Linked DNA regions of Homo sapiens: region 2 is linked to region 1. A link is an interaction called in ENCODE POLR2A ChIA-PET data of the cell type or tissue named here. Cell type or tissue: MCF 10A. All regions are shown on one strand. Links, peaks and the distances in the headings refer to the core of each region. The heading gives the core; the rest is flanking DNA. Region 1 has its middle 110 kb from the start of TRD-AS1. Region 2 overlaps TRD-AS1 (TRD antisense RNA 1).

The links. Peaks named below come from ENCODE experiments on the same cell type or tissue, not always from the same donor. Only the 100,000 strongest peaks of a DNase experiment are listed, where the experiment ranks them.
Region 2: POLR2A ChIA-PET joins it to region 1 with 5 read pairs; 2 of 35 experiments call an interaction of 5 or more read pairs at or near these places.

Annotation. Positions count from the first base shown.
Region 1 is chr14:22,365,278-22,373,622 of GRCh38, reverse strand. It overlaps TRA. Among named protein-coding and RNA genes, the nearest start is that of TRD-AS1, 110 kb to the left of the region's middle. In MCF 10A, for the core only: no CTCF peak of the experiment used is centred there; a DNase peak (open chromatin) is centred at 3,342.
Region 2 is chr14:22,432,424-22,440,768 of GRCh38, reverse strand. All of the region lies in intron 2 of TRD-AS1 (TRD antisense RNA 1), which reads left to right. It also overlaps TRA, TRD, TRDD1 and TRDD2. Among named protein-coding and RNA genes, the nearest start is that of TRD-AS1, 46 kb to the left of the region's middle. RefSeq lists an enhancer at 7,369-7,428. In MCF 10A, for the core only: no CTCF peak of the experiment used is centred there; a DNase peak (open chromatin) is centred at 7,938.

The sequences.
Region 1 (8,345 bases), core at 206-8,205:
AGTTATAATTCTGTGTTCAGGAGGCAGATACTTGAGGAGCACTGTGTAGCTATTGCACAGAGGCAGGTAGCTGAGACTTTGAGCGGGGGAATGATGGTGAGCAAAGAGCAAAGGTAAGCCTCTTTACTGAGCTGGGTTACGAATCTTCTACTTCGTTTCTCTCTTTCTTTCATCGGAAAAGGTACTGTCTGAGAGACCAGCACCATTTGTATAAAATAGATCAGAATGAAGTTCTCTACATTTTAGAATTCAGAGGGCTGAGGCCTTGGCTCAGTCTCCTCTTGGTATTCACCCTCATTCAGGGAGACAGTCTAATATAGAAATTGGGCCTTTTGTTCATCATCTCCTATAAATTTCTTTTTATCTCCAAAAGGACTCCTCGTAGATCTAGATTGATATCCTCATATTTGAGAGGAAAGTTCCTGTGTGCCCCTCTGTCCCTCTCCAAGCATCTCCCAAATCCTAGGTCAGTTGCAGCCATAAAGATCACCAGTGAACCCGTGGAGCATCTGTACTTTTCTTTCTGCCCACATTTGCTATCTTCTGAGATTTAGAAGTTGTGCTGGATTATGCTGGTCAACTTGCTTAAGCAGACAACTGCATTTCTCAGAATCCCCTTTCATGTATCGCTCTGTATTAGCATTGGCTAAGAGATGAAATGGGAAAAGAGTTAGAACACAGAAGTGGTAACTATTACTCTTAGGAAGTCACTGTGGTCACATACAGTGATGGACAGAGGGAGAGATGCTTGGTAGGTCCCATATAGTCCTTGCTTTCCTTCACTCTGCATCCAGCGAATCTTTCTGACTCTTGGCTCTGCTGAACAACAGTGACTCGAGACCCATCACCAACTACTTGGCTGTGGACCCACAGAAGTGGTTGCTACAGACAGGTAACCACTCTCCATACAGTTCTTCATGAGCTCCCCTTCACAGTCCCACTTTGGTGGTTGAAAGTGTTTAGCTTCCTAGATTTCCCCCAAGCCCCAGCCTGTCTGGTCCATCTGTGCTACTGCATAAGATAGACAGGTTAATGACCCTTTTTCTGATCTTCTGACTCCTTCTTCCAGACCTTTCCTTCTCTAGCTTCTCTCACATTTGTAAGGTCTGATTCCACAACGAATCCACTATTCCTATATTCTGTATCATTCACAGTGGTTCTGCTTCCCTGACTGACTCTTAACTGACACAACTATTGGTGTTGGAAGTGAATCCAGAGATAGAATTTTAAGGATGGGAATTTGGTGTTGATTCTCTGATTCGATGAAGCATTAGTGACTATACTGCCAATGGTAAATGGGACACAGTAGTCCTTGATATCAAGTGCTTATAGAAGGCAAGGTGTTAGATTACCAGGTAGATGCTGCCATAGACCAATGTAGTGGAAGTAAGGAGTATGAGGACTGGAGTTTGTGGGTTGCTTCAAAGTGTCACAGAGAATATGGAGAAAAAGAAATAAACTCAGAGTGTTGAATGTTCAGTTCAAGATGCAGGCAAGGGACTGAAAAGTCTTTGTGACTACTCTGAAAGAAACTCTTATCTCTCATAGCTGCAAGATCTGATATTTCAAAAAACCAAGCCCAAAGACTGATCCTGCAGCTAGCTAGATTAGAACATCAATTCAATTGAAGGTCTTACAGTTAAAATTAGGGCTTTGATTGGGACAGAGCTGGCAGGCTGTATCAGGGCAGGAACAAAATGATGAGGTACCATGCCTGCCAAAAGGGCTGCAGGATTTTTCTAATTTATATTTACATTCCAAAAGTTTAGACTGTAATTTCTCCTTCTTTCCTCCCCTGAAAATTGAGATGGCAACATGTAGGCAGATTCTTTGGAAGCTGAGAACCTTGAAAGCCCTGTCTCCTTTCCCAGCAGAAGCAGCCTTTCCCTCTGAGGAGTTTAGTCCTCCCTTGATTGAAAAGGCTGTAAGGACTTACTCTGTGGAAAATTGCTGAGACCCCTCAAGACTCACCCCCAACATCTTTCACTGTTTGTATGCCTATAGCTAGACTCAACTCCTGGCAACCCATATCAGGGCAGGAACAAAATGATGAGGTACCCTGCCTGCCAAAAGGACTGCAGGATTTTTTCTAATTTATATTTACATTCCAAAAGTTTAGACTGTAATTTCTCTTTCTTTCCTTCCCTGAAAAGACCTAAAGCCATTTGCCAAGGTCATAGTGCATTTGGGAAGGGTAAATAACCAGACCTTTGGGGGATTTCTGGACATTGGCTCTGAAATGATACCAGTCCTTGGAGACACAATATGCTACTATTGCCTATTTACCAGAGTAGGGGTTTATTGAAGCTGAATGATTAATGGTATTTTGGCTCAGGTCCATCTCATATTGCATCCAGTTAGCTCTGAACTTACCCCATGGTTATTTCCCAAGTTCTAGAATGCTTAACTGAAGGAGGCACACTCAGGAAAGGCAGAATAACTACATTGATTATCTGATCTGAGGAGTGAGGACAAGTAGAAGGCATTAGAACTGCCTTTGTATTCCAAACTAGTAAATCCACAGCAGCACTGCATTCTGTAGAGACTTGTAGAGATTAGTGCCTCTATAAAAGATTTAAAAGATGCAGGGCTGGTGATTTTCACCACACCTCCATTCAACTCAACTATCTGGCCTGTGCAGAAGACAGATGGATCTTGAAGAATGACAAAGGATTATTGTAAACTTAATCAGGTGGTGAGTACAATCACAGCTGCTGTTCCAGATGTGGTTTCATTGCTATAGTAAATCAATATATGTACATCTAATATATGAATACTGATATGGGAAGTCATTTTTTCCTCTATATACATGTTAGTAGAGACTATCAGAAGCATTTTTCTTTCATCTGGAAGGGTGAAACAAGGTACCCTCCTTGTTTCACCTCAGGGTTATATCAACTCTCCAACCCTGGCCTATTCTATTCCACAGGAAATTGATTGCCTCTTCATTTCACAACACACCACATGGATCCTCTACACTGGTGGACCAGGAAATCGCAACTACTTTAGACACCTTGGTAAGACCCATAGAGGCAAGAGGTTGTGAAATAAATCCCAGAAAAATTTAGAAGTTTGCTCCTTCAGGAACTTTCTTGGGGTTTCATGGTCTGGGGAAAGTTGAGATATCTCTTTCAAGGTGAAGTTCAATGCTACATCTGGTCTCTCCTACCATAAAGAAAGAGTCCCAATTTCTGGTGTGCCTCATTGGATTTTGGAGGCAACATATCTTATTTGGGTGTGTTGTTATAGTCTAAACCTATTTGCTGAATGAGTAATCTGAAAGGCTTCCAGTTTTGAATAAGGCCTGGCGAAAGACAAGCCCTTGTGAGAGGGTGGCAAGCTTCCCTGCCACTTTGGTCATATGACACATCTGATTCAGTGGTGCTTAAAGTGCCTATTGAGCTTTTGGCAGGCCTCTTAGGTAAATTCCAGAACAGACTTTTAGAATCTGGGAGCAAAGCCATGCCATACTCTGCAGATAACTTTTTTTTTCTTTTTTCTTTTTTTTTCTTTTTCTTTTTCTTTTTTTTTTTTTTTTTTTTTGAGAAACAGCTCTTGGCTCTTTGCTGGATCCTAGTATTTGACCATGGACCATTAAGTATCATGTGACCAGAAATGCCCCCTATGAAATGAGTATTGCTTAACCCACCACCATGTTCTGTTGGTTATAATCAAGTCACAGAGCCAGTCCAGATCAAGGGGAAGGAATTATGCAAAATTCCGAATACTGAGAGACATAGTTCATTGGAAGACCATCTTTGGAAACCAGCAGCTATCACAGTTTCCTTGGATATTTTCTGAATAGAGAGATTCTTACATTAATAACTGTTCTCTTCACCAATAAATATTTATGGAGAACATACAGTATGTGCAGAACCTGAACATAAGTGGAAGAAACAGGGAAAGCATTGCACCTTCCTCAAAGTTTGTGCATTCTACCATGAAATATTCACACTAACATTGAAGCTAAGAGTAGGCTGGAAATCCCAGAAGTGAAAATTAATATACTGGTACTGATGGTCAATGGGTGTATTATAGCTCTCTGTGGTGAAATAAATAGATTGATAATGGGCTTCTGTATATAGTTGTATCAACAATAAAACGATGGAATGCTTTCTAGCTCAAGATTTTTACAACCCAATGATCCTTAATCTGGTAACTCATTCCTCATAAGACTCATTCCTCATAAGACCTGCTTACCTCAAAGAATTGTTTATGAGGATACGTTAAAATAAGTATCAGAAAGGACCTTGTAAACTATAAACAATGGTACAAATGTAAGAGACAGTTATTGCATTTTCAAAAAGAACTCATAATAGGCGTGATGTAAATATTTGTTGAATAAATGAATGAGAAAATAAAATAAATTCTTGAGACAAATTTAATATATGGTTACCTGAACTATTGTTATTTTTCAAGTTCAGCCTCATTATACTTGCCAATTCTTGGTGTTTGTGTCTTAATCCCTTTTTTTTGTCCCATATTCATGGCTTGGGAAGAAAAATAAGCAGATGAAAGGAAAATTAAAGTCAGAGAGACAGTGTCATATTTAGGTGATAAATAACATCATTTACTTATTTATACATGTATCAGATCTTTATTCATTTGTTGAATAATTCAGACAAAGTCCTGGGCTTTTTGATACTTAGATTCTTTTATAAAAAATGACTTTTATTTTATTTTAGTTCAATAATTTTTTGGGGAACAAGAGGTTTTTGTTACATGGGTCCATTCTTTAGGGTGATTTCTGAGATTTTGGTGCACCCGTTCTCCCCTGAGTCTCCAGAGTCCATTATATCATTTTTATGCCTTTGTATCCTCATAGCTTAAATCCCACTTTTATAGGTGAGAATATACAATATTTGGTTTTCCATTCCTGAGTTAATTCACTTAGAATGATGGTCTCCAGCTTCATCCAGGTTGCTGTGAATGCCATTATTTCATTCTTTTTTATGGCTGAGTAGTATTCCATGGTATATATGTGTATACATTTTCTTTATCCACTCGTTGGTTGATGGGCATTTAGGCTGGTCCCATATTTTTGCAGTTGTGAATTGTGCTGCTATAAACATGCATGCACAAGTGTATTTTTTGTATAATGACCTGTTTTCCTCTGGGTAGATACTGAGGAGCAGGCTTGCTGGATCAAATGGTAGATCTACTTTTAGTTCTTTGAGGAATCTCCACACTGTTTTCCATAGGTTTCCATTCCCACCAACAGTGTAAAATTGTTCTCTTTCACCACATCCATGCCAACATCTTTGATTTTTGGATTTTTAAAAAAATTATAGCCATATTGTAGGAGGAGTAAGGTGGTATCACATTATGGTTTTGATTTGCATTTCCCTGATAATTAGTTATATTGAGCATTTTTTTTCATATGTTTGTTGGCCATTTGTATATCTTCTTTTGAGAATTGTCTATTCATGTCCTTAACCCACTTTTGGTTGGAATTATTTGTTTTTTCTTGCTGATTTGTTTGAGTTCCCTGTAGATTTTGGATGTTAGTCCTTTGTCAGATGCATAGTTTGTAAATATTTTCTCCCACTCTGTGGGTTGTCTGTTTACTCTGCTGATTATTTCTTTGGCTGTGCAGAAGTTTTTAGTTTAATTAGATCCCAGTTGATGCTTATATTCTGGTGGAATATATAAAATATATATTTTATATATAAATATATATAATATATATTTATATATAAATATATATTATATATATTATATATAAATATATATAATATATATTTATATATATATATATAATATATATTTATATATAAATATATATAATATATTTCAAAATATATAAATAATTTCAATATATATAAAATATAAATTTTAATTTATTTTTATATTATACTTTGTTATTGGATACATGTGCAGAACATGCAGGTTTGTTACATAGGTATAGGTGTGCCACGGTGGTTTGCTGCACCCATCAACCCCTTGTCTACATTAGGTATTTCTCCTAATGCTATCCCTCCCCAGCCCCCAACCCCCCGACAGGCCCTGGTGTGTGATATTCCCTCCGTGTGCCAATATATTCTCATTGTTCAACTCTCACTTATGAGTGAGAACATGTGGTGTTTGGTTTTCTGTTCTTGTGTTAGTTTGCTGAGAATGATGGTTTCCAGCTTCATCCATGTCCCTGCAAAGGACATTAACTCATTCCTTTTTATGGCTGCATAGTATTCCATGATGTATATATGGCACATTATCTTTATCCAGTCTATCACTGATGGGCATTTGAGTTGGTTCCAAGTCTTTGCTATTGTGAATAGTGCTGTAATAAACTTACGCGTGCATGTGTCTTTATAGTACAATGATTTATAATCCTTTGGATATCTACCCAATAATGGGATTACTGGGTCAAATGGTATTTCTGGTTCTAGATCCTTGAAGAATTGCCACACCGTCTTCCACAATGGTTGAACTAATTTACACTCCCACCAACAGTGTAAAACTGTTCCTGTTTCTCCACATTCTCTCCAGCATCTGTTGTTTCCTGATTTTTTTTTTTTTTGTGGTTAGCGGAATTATTTTAATCCCATGAGAATACTATAAAATTAAAAATTAACATAAAACAGTCATTCATCATCTCACTGGCCAGAAATAACCCCTGTGGATAAGTGAGAAATTGTTACTTTAGTAGCTGGCATTAGAGATTTTTCAAGGTAGGAAACTATCTTTAATTAGGAAAGTATCTTTTTTTAAATACACACACACACACACACACACACTATATATATATATATATATATATATATATATACTTTAAGTTCTGGGGTACGTGTGCAGAACGTGCAGTTTTGTTACATAGGTATACACGTGCCATGATTGTTTGCTGCACCCATCAACCCGTCACCTACATTAGGTATTTCTCCTAATGCCATCCCTCCCCTAGTCCACTGACCCCCAGACAGGCCCCGGTGTGTGATGTTCCGCTCCCTGTGTCCATGTGTTCTCCTTGTTCAACTCCCACTTATGAGTGAGAACATGTAGTATTTGGTTTTCTGTTCTTGTGATAATTTGCTGAGAATGATGGTTTCCAGCTTCATTCATGTCCCTGCAAAGGACATGAGCTCATCCTTTTTTATAGCTGCGCAGTATTCCATCGTGTATATGTGCAAATTTTCTTTATCCAGTCTATCATGGATGGACATTTGGGTTGGTTCCAAATCTTTGCTATTGTGAATAGTGCCACAATACACATATGTGTTCATGTGTCTTTATAGTAGAATGATTCATAATCCTTTGGGTGTATACCCAGTAATGGGATTGCTGGGTCAAATGGTACTTCTAGTTCTAGATCCTTGAGGAGTTGCCACACTGTCTTCCACAATGGTTGAACTAATTTACACTCCTACCAACAGTGTAAAAGCATTCCTGTTTCTCCACATCCTCTCCAGCATCTGTTGTTTCCTGACTTTTTAATGATCACCATTCTAACTTGTGGGAGATGGTATCTCACTCTGGCTGATTTGCATTTCTCTAATGACCAGTGATGATGAGCTTTTTTTCATGTTTGTTGGCTGCATAAATGTCTTATTTTGAAAAGTGTCTGTTTATATCCTTCGTCCACTTTTTGATGGGGTTGTTTTTTTCTTGTAAATTTGTTTAAGTTCTTTGTAGATTCTGGATATTAGCCCTTTGTCAGATGGATAGATTGCAAAAACTTTCTCCCATTCTGTAGGTTGCCTGTTCACTCTGATGATAGTTTCTTTTGCTGTGCAGAAGCTCTTTAGCTTAGTTAGATCCCATTTGTCAATTTTGGCTTCTGTTGCCCTTGCTTTTGGTGTTTTAGTCATGAAGTCTTTGCCCATGCCTATGTCCTGAATGGTATTGCCTAGGTTTTCTTCTAGGGTTTTATGGTTTTAGGTCTTACATTTAAGTCTTTAATCCATCTTGAGTTAATTTTTGTATAAGTTGTAAGGAAGGGGTCCAGTTTCAGCTTTCTACATATGGCTAGCCAGTTTTCCCAACACCATTTATTAAATAGGGAATCCTTTCCCCATTGCTTGTTCTTGTCAGGTTTGTCAAAGATGTTTGCAGATGTGTGGTGTTATTTCTGAGGCCTCCGTTCTGTTCCATTGGTCTCTATATCTGTTTTTGTACCAGTACCATGCTGTTTTGGTAACTGTGGGCTTGTAGTGTAGTTTGAAGTCAGGTAGTGTGATGCCTCCAGCTTTGTTTCTTTTTTTTTTTTTTTTTTTTTTGCTTAGGATTGTCTTGGCTATATGGGCTCTGTTTTGGTTCTATATGAAATTTAAAGTAGTTTTTTCTAATTCTGTGAAGAAAGTCAATGGTAGCTTGATGGGAATAGCATTGAATCTATAAATTACTTTGGG
Region 2 (8,345 bases), core at 128-8,127, 67 kb before region 1:
GCTTGATAAAGATAAGTGATCATTAGAATAAGATGGCTACAGACATCTTCACAAAGTTACACATTCCCATTACAGCCAGCAAGTAATATGAGACTTTAAAATGTTTTAAAACTTTTTTTTTCTTTTGGCTTGAAATTTTTTTTTTGCATGATTTCTTTGTGTGAAGCAGGAAGCTAGTCATATTTTTTCTTTCTGTAACTGTGAATGCCTACACAGTTTTGTCTGCTATGCAAAAAGAAATGTTGTAAACTCATCAATGTTGAAAAAGTAATACCTAAAGAATATTCACTTTTAGAAAGCAAGTAATCTAAGAATGTTATGTTCCATTTCTGCACTAAAAATGAGAATTTCATTCAAGGTGTTATTTCTGTGAATTGTTTCTATTCCCTGAAAATGGGCTTCTTTGATTTTATTTGATTTATTCTGTCCTTGAAGCCATAAATTCAGTTACTTTGTACAACCTAGGGATGAGGCCTAGGCATAGTTTCCTTCACCTGTGCATTGTTTTTGCTCTCCTAGACTTAAAAAGAGCAACTGGATGTGGTGTGCTGATTGGTGATTGTAATTCAAGAGAAGGGACTAATCCCCATGCTCTTGAATCAAACTCACATAGGGTCAAGAGAAGAGTGAAGGAGAACACAGGCCTTCTAAGCTGTCAGATCTATGATATTAACACTGGTTGATTTGAAGTGAACAGAAAAATGGTTTAGTTCCAAGGAGATATATTTCAAGAATACATAGTTCACTTGGGTGAAGATAGGTTATGCCTTTGCTCTGGGGTGAAGGGACTGCTTGGTGGCATTAGTTAGAGAGGGAGATTCTTTTATTCTCCATAATATTCCTAGTCGCACTAAGTCTGTCACTATCTGTAGACACCAGCTCAGGATTCATCTCCTCCAAAAGCCTTTCTCTGCTGACTTTATCCAACAAAAACTGTCCCTCCCGGCATCTGTTTACCTACTTGTGACTTTCTAGTAACTAGGGTCTTATTTGGAGGAGTGCACTTTTCATCACATCACTGGGCCATTTGGCCTATGCTACCTACTAACAACCTTCATGCCACTGCTACTCCCTTATTCGACAGTTTTCTCATCAGAACAAGGCACATGACCTGTTAGATTTGGGAATTCAACGTCAGAATTTCACCTTGGGGATCTGCTTCCAGATGGTCCTTAGACCAATGGTCTAAGGTCTTTGGTCATTGGTCTTTCTAAAGACCAGTGGTCTTTAGAAACACATTATTTTAAAAAGTTGGGACTTTGCAAGCATGCTGTATTCCAATGAAATGAATTCAATTCACAACAAACACTTTTTTGAACACTTGCTTTGCACTGGACATTAAGTTCTTTAAAGGAAGGGATTATGTAAGTTAGTTAGATTTGGGTTCAACTTCTTGGTTCATCATATAGCTAGTGTGTAGCCTACTATACAGGTTCTCAGTCACGATCAGTCCCAATTCCTTTACTCTTCCATTATATTCTTTTTTACAGTGCCACGGGTATATTTAGTAAACATTGAAATGTGTGGTTGGAATTGTTCATCACTGATGTTTTTGGTGATATTTGTTTATGTTCTGAAGCTATTGCTGTAGACCAACATGGAGTAAACAGAAAATAATTGGGACACAGGGGCAATAAAACTCATATATTATTTTCCCATGACACTCAGAGGACTCTTCCCAATGCTGAGACATACATAGCGGGTCACGGCTGGGTGTTTTTGGACAAAGGCTTAATGCACTCCAACCTGTGTGGTAGGAAGGCACAATGAAACACATCAGTATAAAAACCCTCTTCTTCCTTTTTCCCTTTCCTTGGCACTTTGCCATCACCACCCGCTGCCATCCACAATACCCCTGAAACTCCTTTCACCAATGCTGTTTTTGTGGTTAAATGCTGTAAAACTCAGACACAAAATTATTATAATTACACAAATCAATAAGTAAAACACCATCAACCTAAAAAACAAATGGGTGAAGGACAAATGAAGAAAGTTAATCATTGATTATCAGACTTGAAAAAGGATTTTAACCCTCTAGTAATAAAACTGTAAAGTATTAACAAACCATTTTTTGCATGGATATTTAATTAAAGCTTTTGCTCAAAATGTTGACACTCCCAATGTGGGCAAGATGTTGGTAAAAATATAAATTGTTTGATTTTTATTGGAAGCCATTTGGTTAATGTCAAAAGAGTAAAAGTATTCGTTTGAGTGACTATTTCCACTTTGGGGAATTTACTGTGAAAAAATACTATATCTATTTGAACATGGAGTAAGGTTCATGATCCTCAGAGAAGAAGAAATCCCTTATATTTGATTCCTTACAATAATTATGAAAAACAGTATTACCATACTTTCACTTAATTATTTGGCTTTGAACAGTTAAGTACAGTTTAGTGAGGACACATTGGAATGATCTCAATCAATGCTAGCTCATGGATGCTTATGGCAGTCAGCTGATAGAATTAGTTAAAAAGATGACTAAGTAGTTTAACAGAAACGTAGTAACTATTTTTTGGGTCTTCCAGTGCCTTCAAGACTGCAAGTGTTTGATATTGTTTAAACAAATCTATCAAAGTAAATGTTTTGTTGTGGAGATCATGAATATTCACTTACAGGATAAATGGCAAAACAATGATTCTAATATTATGTGAGTATGTATTGTGTCTCAAAGTAGGTATTAATAATGTGCCATCATTGAAACAATTTAAAATTATGTTTCTAAATCTAATGTGCCTCTTAATTTTCAATTTAGCAAAGTGAGTTTCATATACTCTGGAAAAATATTTGAGGATAAAAAAGTGGCTCTAGTGGCAACAAATACATTGATTTGAAATGCCTGTGAAGAATTTAAAGTTATTTTATGAATTATTAAAAGGAAATAGCAGTATTCAAAATTGATATATTATTTTATATAATATGTAATTTTAAAATATGTGTGTTTAACTGTATTAATACATTAAAACATCTAAAGTAGAATTGGCTAATTTCTCTATAACCCTAAAGTTTCATATATTCAAGTTGGACAAAATTCTTAACTTTGAATCTTCTAATTAAGAAAATAGGAGCTTACTTTATTATATGTTTATATATATTTATACAAATATAATTGTATATTTGTATATATACCATTTGTATATCTGCTGTGGTTGCTGCAGTGTTTAGCTTATGGCTATTATTGCTATTAAAATACAATGCTCACCTGTGACCCTCCCTGCCAACCTCAGAAAAGCTAAAGTCTTCCTCCGTTTTCATTACTTAAACTTTAGAATGCATTGATTTCAGGTCACATACTGAAATATTCTTGAGATTGAGTTGTGATGGAAATAGAATGAGGGCATATAAGGAATGGGATGTGGAAGTGGATCCAAATCATCATATACATATATGATGACTTTAAATAATGAAAAAGTTGTAAGTACAGGTGTGTTCATCATAATAATTTTCATAGTAGGAAAAATTTAGAAGTTGCCTAAATGCTCAACCATGAAGAGAACTGATTGAGTAAACTATAATGTAGCTCTAGATACAATATTAACATAGCTTATTAAAATTATTGAATAGGAAAAATATCCAATAGCATGGAAAATTGAATATGTAATGGATACAAATGTGTATATGGAGTATGATTACATATACAGAGTATATGTAATATATGTATATGTAATATACATATATGGAGTATATGTAATACACGATTACATACACAGAGTATATATAATCATATACATACAGTATATAATGAATTCTAGGAGGGAAAGAGCTCACTGAGTTTAGCTCCCAACCAATGTAGACAACCTTCCCAGTGTAGTCATCCACCGAACTCATCCACTGACAAGGATGCTTGTTTCACTGTTGAATGGCTATCAGCTCTTACAAAGCTATTCCTGCTATTGAAATGAAATTTCTTTCCAGGCATCTTTTTTCCTCTATTGGGCCTAATTCTGCTGCAATGCCTTTCCCCATGGTCAGGCTAATGTTCTCTCTGGTTGTCTGCTCCAGCTGGACTTCTCCCTGGACAGAGGAAAAGAAGTGTCCACTGTGGGAGGCTCCAGACTCTCTGTGTATGATCCACACTGAACCTCCAAACAAAGAGAGAACAAACCTCTGTCTTTCATTTTGGGCAGTGTTCCTCAGGCTTGGAAAATTCTGCTGTGGTTGCTGCAGTGTTTAGCTTATGGCTATTATCTTTATGAAAATACAATGCTCACTAGCGACCCTCCCTGCCAATCTCAGAGAAGCTAAAGCCTTCCTCTGTTTTCATGACTCAAACATTAGTACGAATTGATTTCAGGTCATTTCTTGAGATTGAGGTTTGATGGAAATAGAATGAGAACATATGAGGAATGGGATGTGGAGGAGGGCCCAAGAAAATGGCCCAGACAGATGAGGATGGGGAGCCACAGATGACCTACTTCACTGTTTACAATGGGCGGACAGCTAGCAGCTTCCCGAACTATTGCCAAGACTCTGCATCATTCCAGCCACAGTGAAGCACAGTGTGTGTGTGTGTGTGTGTGTGTGTGTGTGTGTGTGTATTCTGCACTAGCACCCCTTGAATTCTCATATTTTCTTTCAGAGCTCCGAAGGAAATACACATTCTAATACTAACGGTGACATTTTCTGAGGAAGTCAGGTTAATATGAATTCACATGATAAATATTCTGCATCCACATCATTATTTTTCTCCTTGCAAAAATGTTTCTCTCCTTGCACTTTGTCCTCTTCCTTCCTATCTTTCTTAGCCTTACTCAGTAGGCAGTGCACATCAGGGACCACTTTCTTGGGGGAAAAAGTTAAAAAGTCTGCACACTTAGGGGTGGCCAGGGTACCATCTGGTACAAATAGTTGCAGTACAAGGACATTCTTGCAAGGCCTGGCACAGACTAGTGATGATATCCTGATAAGCAGAATCCCCATTCACATTGCTCTACATGCAGAGAGGGGCCTATCCAGGGTATGACCATGATGTGGGAGTCACAGTTGGGCAAGGACAGGGTATAGGAAGGCATTATGTCAAAGCTACAGGTAGAGCTGCAGATTTTCCTAGTGTACACGTAAAGTTGTAATGCCAACCTTCCAATAATTCTTTTAACTCTGTCTTAGCCTTCTTATGGCTTAGTAGTAATCTCTTAATTTCCAACATAGTGAATTAAATCCCTGGAGATGCTCGGGAGAAAGTCTCCTAGTCTTTCTCTTTGACAGTTGTTAAATGATTGATGGGATCACACGTATGGGAATATCTAAGAAGCTGATTCTCACGCTGCGTTCTGGTGGAGGCTTCCTGGGTAGTTGGTTGTTGTGACCCACATCTGTTGTAAATTGGCTCAAAGCCTGCAGGTTTTGTTTTCTGAATTGGAAAGGAACTCAAATGTGGGGTGTTAAGGGTACAGGGGACCACAGGATGTGGACATTCTGGTTCTCTGGTGCCTCATAAGGAAGATGCATCTGTTAGATCAAGCAGCTGGTGAGAAGACCAAGTCAGCAGTGGGCACGGGCAGTTTCCCAGCACTCAGGCCCCATCTGTCCCACCACTCTCCACTTTTTTCTTAGAATATGAGCTTCTCCAGGTTTATTAGCCAAGCTGTATAGTTAGATCTGACTGCGGGTGTCAGGGTGATGGTGTAAATACTGCTGAACAAGGAGATCCTTCCTCCATATGTGATGGAGACCAAATGTCTTTGGGTGTGGAAGACAAAGAGTCATGGCAGAATTATCCTAACGCTTCCTGGCAAGCAATTTATCCAGAGAGAGTCATAGTAGGAAGAAAGCTTTTCCATTGTTTTTCCATTAAAATAGAGGTTAGTAAATCTTGGTACAAAATTGTCTCCCCTCTACACAGTCAATTGGCATTGATAGCTGAGTTAATTACTGTATCTAGGAGACAGTCTCAATTTTTATCATTGAATTCTGTGTATGCAGAAGCAATGCACAGGAACTGGGGAAATATATTCAAATGGAAATATAGAGTGATTTAAGACTTGCTTTATACATAGTCTTTGGCATCTTTGTGTTGGAGAGGGGAAGGTTTTCATCTGGAGTCACATTCACTTATGCCACTTTGGGCCTCCACACTAACACAAGAGTGTGTTGGCTTGTACTTGGTTACTTCTGAGTAGATGAGGCTTGCCATAAACCCACTGGAGAATGAGGTATGATATTAGGAAGACAAAAGTAGACTACAGAGTTGGAGTCGTCTAAGGTGACAGTGCTTTTTCTTCCATTGAAGGTGTATGATCTGGATATCTCCCATTTATAGTCCACAGAACTGCTACATTGGAGTCTTTACCCAGGAGCCTCAGAGGACTCAAATATCCTGAAGAATCTAAGATTCAGTTCTGAGCCTTTACAGGAGCAATATGTTGATAGCTCAACCTTTTCCAATAACAAGTCACAGTGATGAAGTAGCTGGACCTGGATTTACGCAGGAACTCCTTAGTCTTTTGGAGCCAGACACTTTTAAGGGTCATAACATCAGTGGAGTTCAGGCTCAGTCTCAAAATGCTGCTCTGAGAAAAATGCTCACAAACGTCGCAAGGTGGTGCTAAATTTCAGACACACATGAGTTTGGGGTGGGACAGAGAAGCAAGCAACAGCAACAACAAAAAAACCCTCCAAAACAGAGTAAGGAGACCCGTTTTACATCACTTTCCTATTGAGATATAAATGGTCTTAGAATGATCATTGTTGGAGGTGTAAGGCTCAGGGTGGGAGAGAGTGGGAGGAGAACTAAGAGGTGGGAAATTTGAAGAGAATCAATACTCTGAGTAGATATCAAAGTATGATTTTAAAAAATATAGGCTCAAGGATTAAGAACAGACTGAGATATTTATAAATAAATGCTGCAGAAAACACCAAGTGAATGACTGGGTATGGAACAATAATATTGAGATCTTTTTTTTTTTTTTTTGAGACTGAGCCTCACTTAGTTGTCCAGGCTGGTCTTGAACCCCTGGCTCAAGCAATCCTCCCACCTCAGCCTTCTGAGTAGATTGAGAGTGTCTTTTGCTGATGTCCTGTTCCAAGGCAGTGCAGGCTTGAGCTCTTTGCTCCTGACAGCTGCCTGGGATAACAGAGAAATGAAGGAGGAAATCTCTTTATAAAGGTTTCTAAAGAAATTAAAAAAATTAACTTGTACATTGACTTTGTAATGGAAGTGAGAACATACAGGAAAGCCCTTTGGGGAGTTAGCTTTAGAAGGGAAATACCGGGAAATACAAGTAAGACAAGGCACTTACAGAAAAAGTAGAAATTTCATGTTTAATAAATGGTCAAATTTAACATAGCTCTGAATATATAATTTTCCATTAGAATATTGGTAACAACATTGCAGTAAACTTGAGTCTGGGTACCCCGCACTGAGTAAAAATGGTAGATTCTATTTTGTGTGAGTTCAGTCAAAGAGACATGGGGGACAATTAGTCCGGTCTCTGCTTCTGTTGTTTAGCAGAGCCTCCAGCCCGGAAGCACACTGAGATGTCTTGTGTTTTTCAGATCTTTAATTTTTGAATGCTGTACTGTACCCAAGGACCTCGCTTTTTTTCACTGTGCATATGCATGATGTGGGACATCCCATATTGGAGACACAGATGACTTATTGAAAGCCCTGCCTAAGACTTAATTAATATCAGCATTTCAAGTAGCTTGCAAGATTGGATTCTGTGGCTATATACTATAGGAATATAGACTTCCTGGTCTTTTTCTTACTGCCTCCAAATATAACCAGATAATCCTCTGTCTGGTTTCTTGGGAGCCACTTGTATCTTACTTTCTTGCAGGAACATTCTAAAGGGTTCCTTCAGAAAACTTGGGAAAGTGTAAGACTAAAGACAAACCACAGCCTGAAGCCTAGGCTGCTGACTTGAGCACAGATGGGAGAATGTTAACAGCCAAGAAATATGAGGTCTTTGGCTCTTTTCCCAGAACTGCCAGGCTAAGACCTTGGCAGAGACTCAACAGGAAACTGAACTCTATTTGCATATCCTTTTATACATGGGAGATTAAAAGCTTCAACCTTGAGTGATCACAGTTTTTGAGAATCATGATGAGGCATTAAAGAAGAGGAGGAGTGTCTCAAGGGAGGTGAGCTGGAGGTGATGCAAGGTAGGTGTGAGGTTAGCCACGACTTTCAATCCCCTTTGATTAATCAAGAGTGTATTTCGTTTAGTTCCTTTTTTCGATTTTATCCTTACTGGGTCACATAAAGGAATCAGCTGCAGGAATCCATACTCCTGTATCTCAGGAATCTTTCAAATTTGTTCTCCTATGTCCCACGGCTTGTTAGTGCTGAAGGAAACTTAGAGACAATCTAATGTGAACTCTTTACTGTACAGATGAGAATCTGA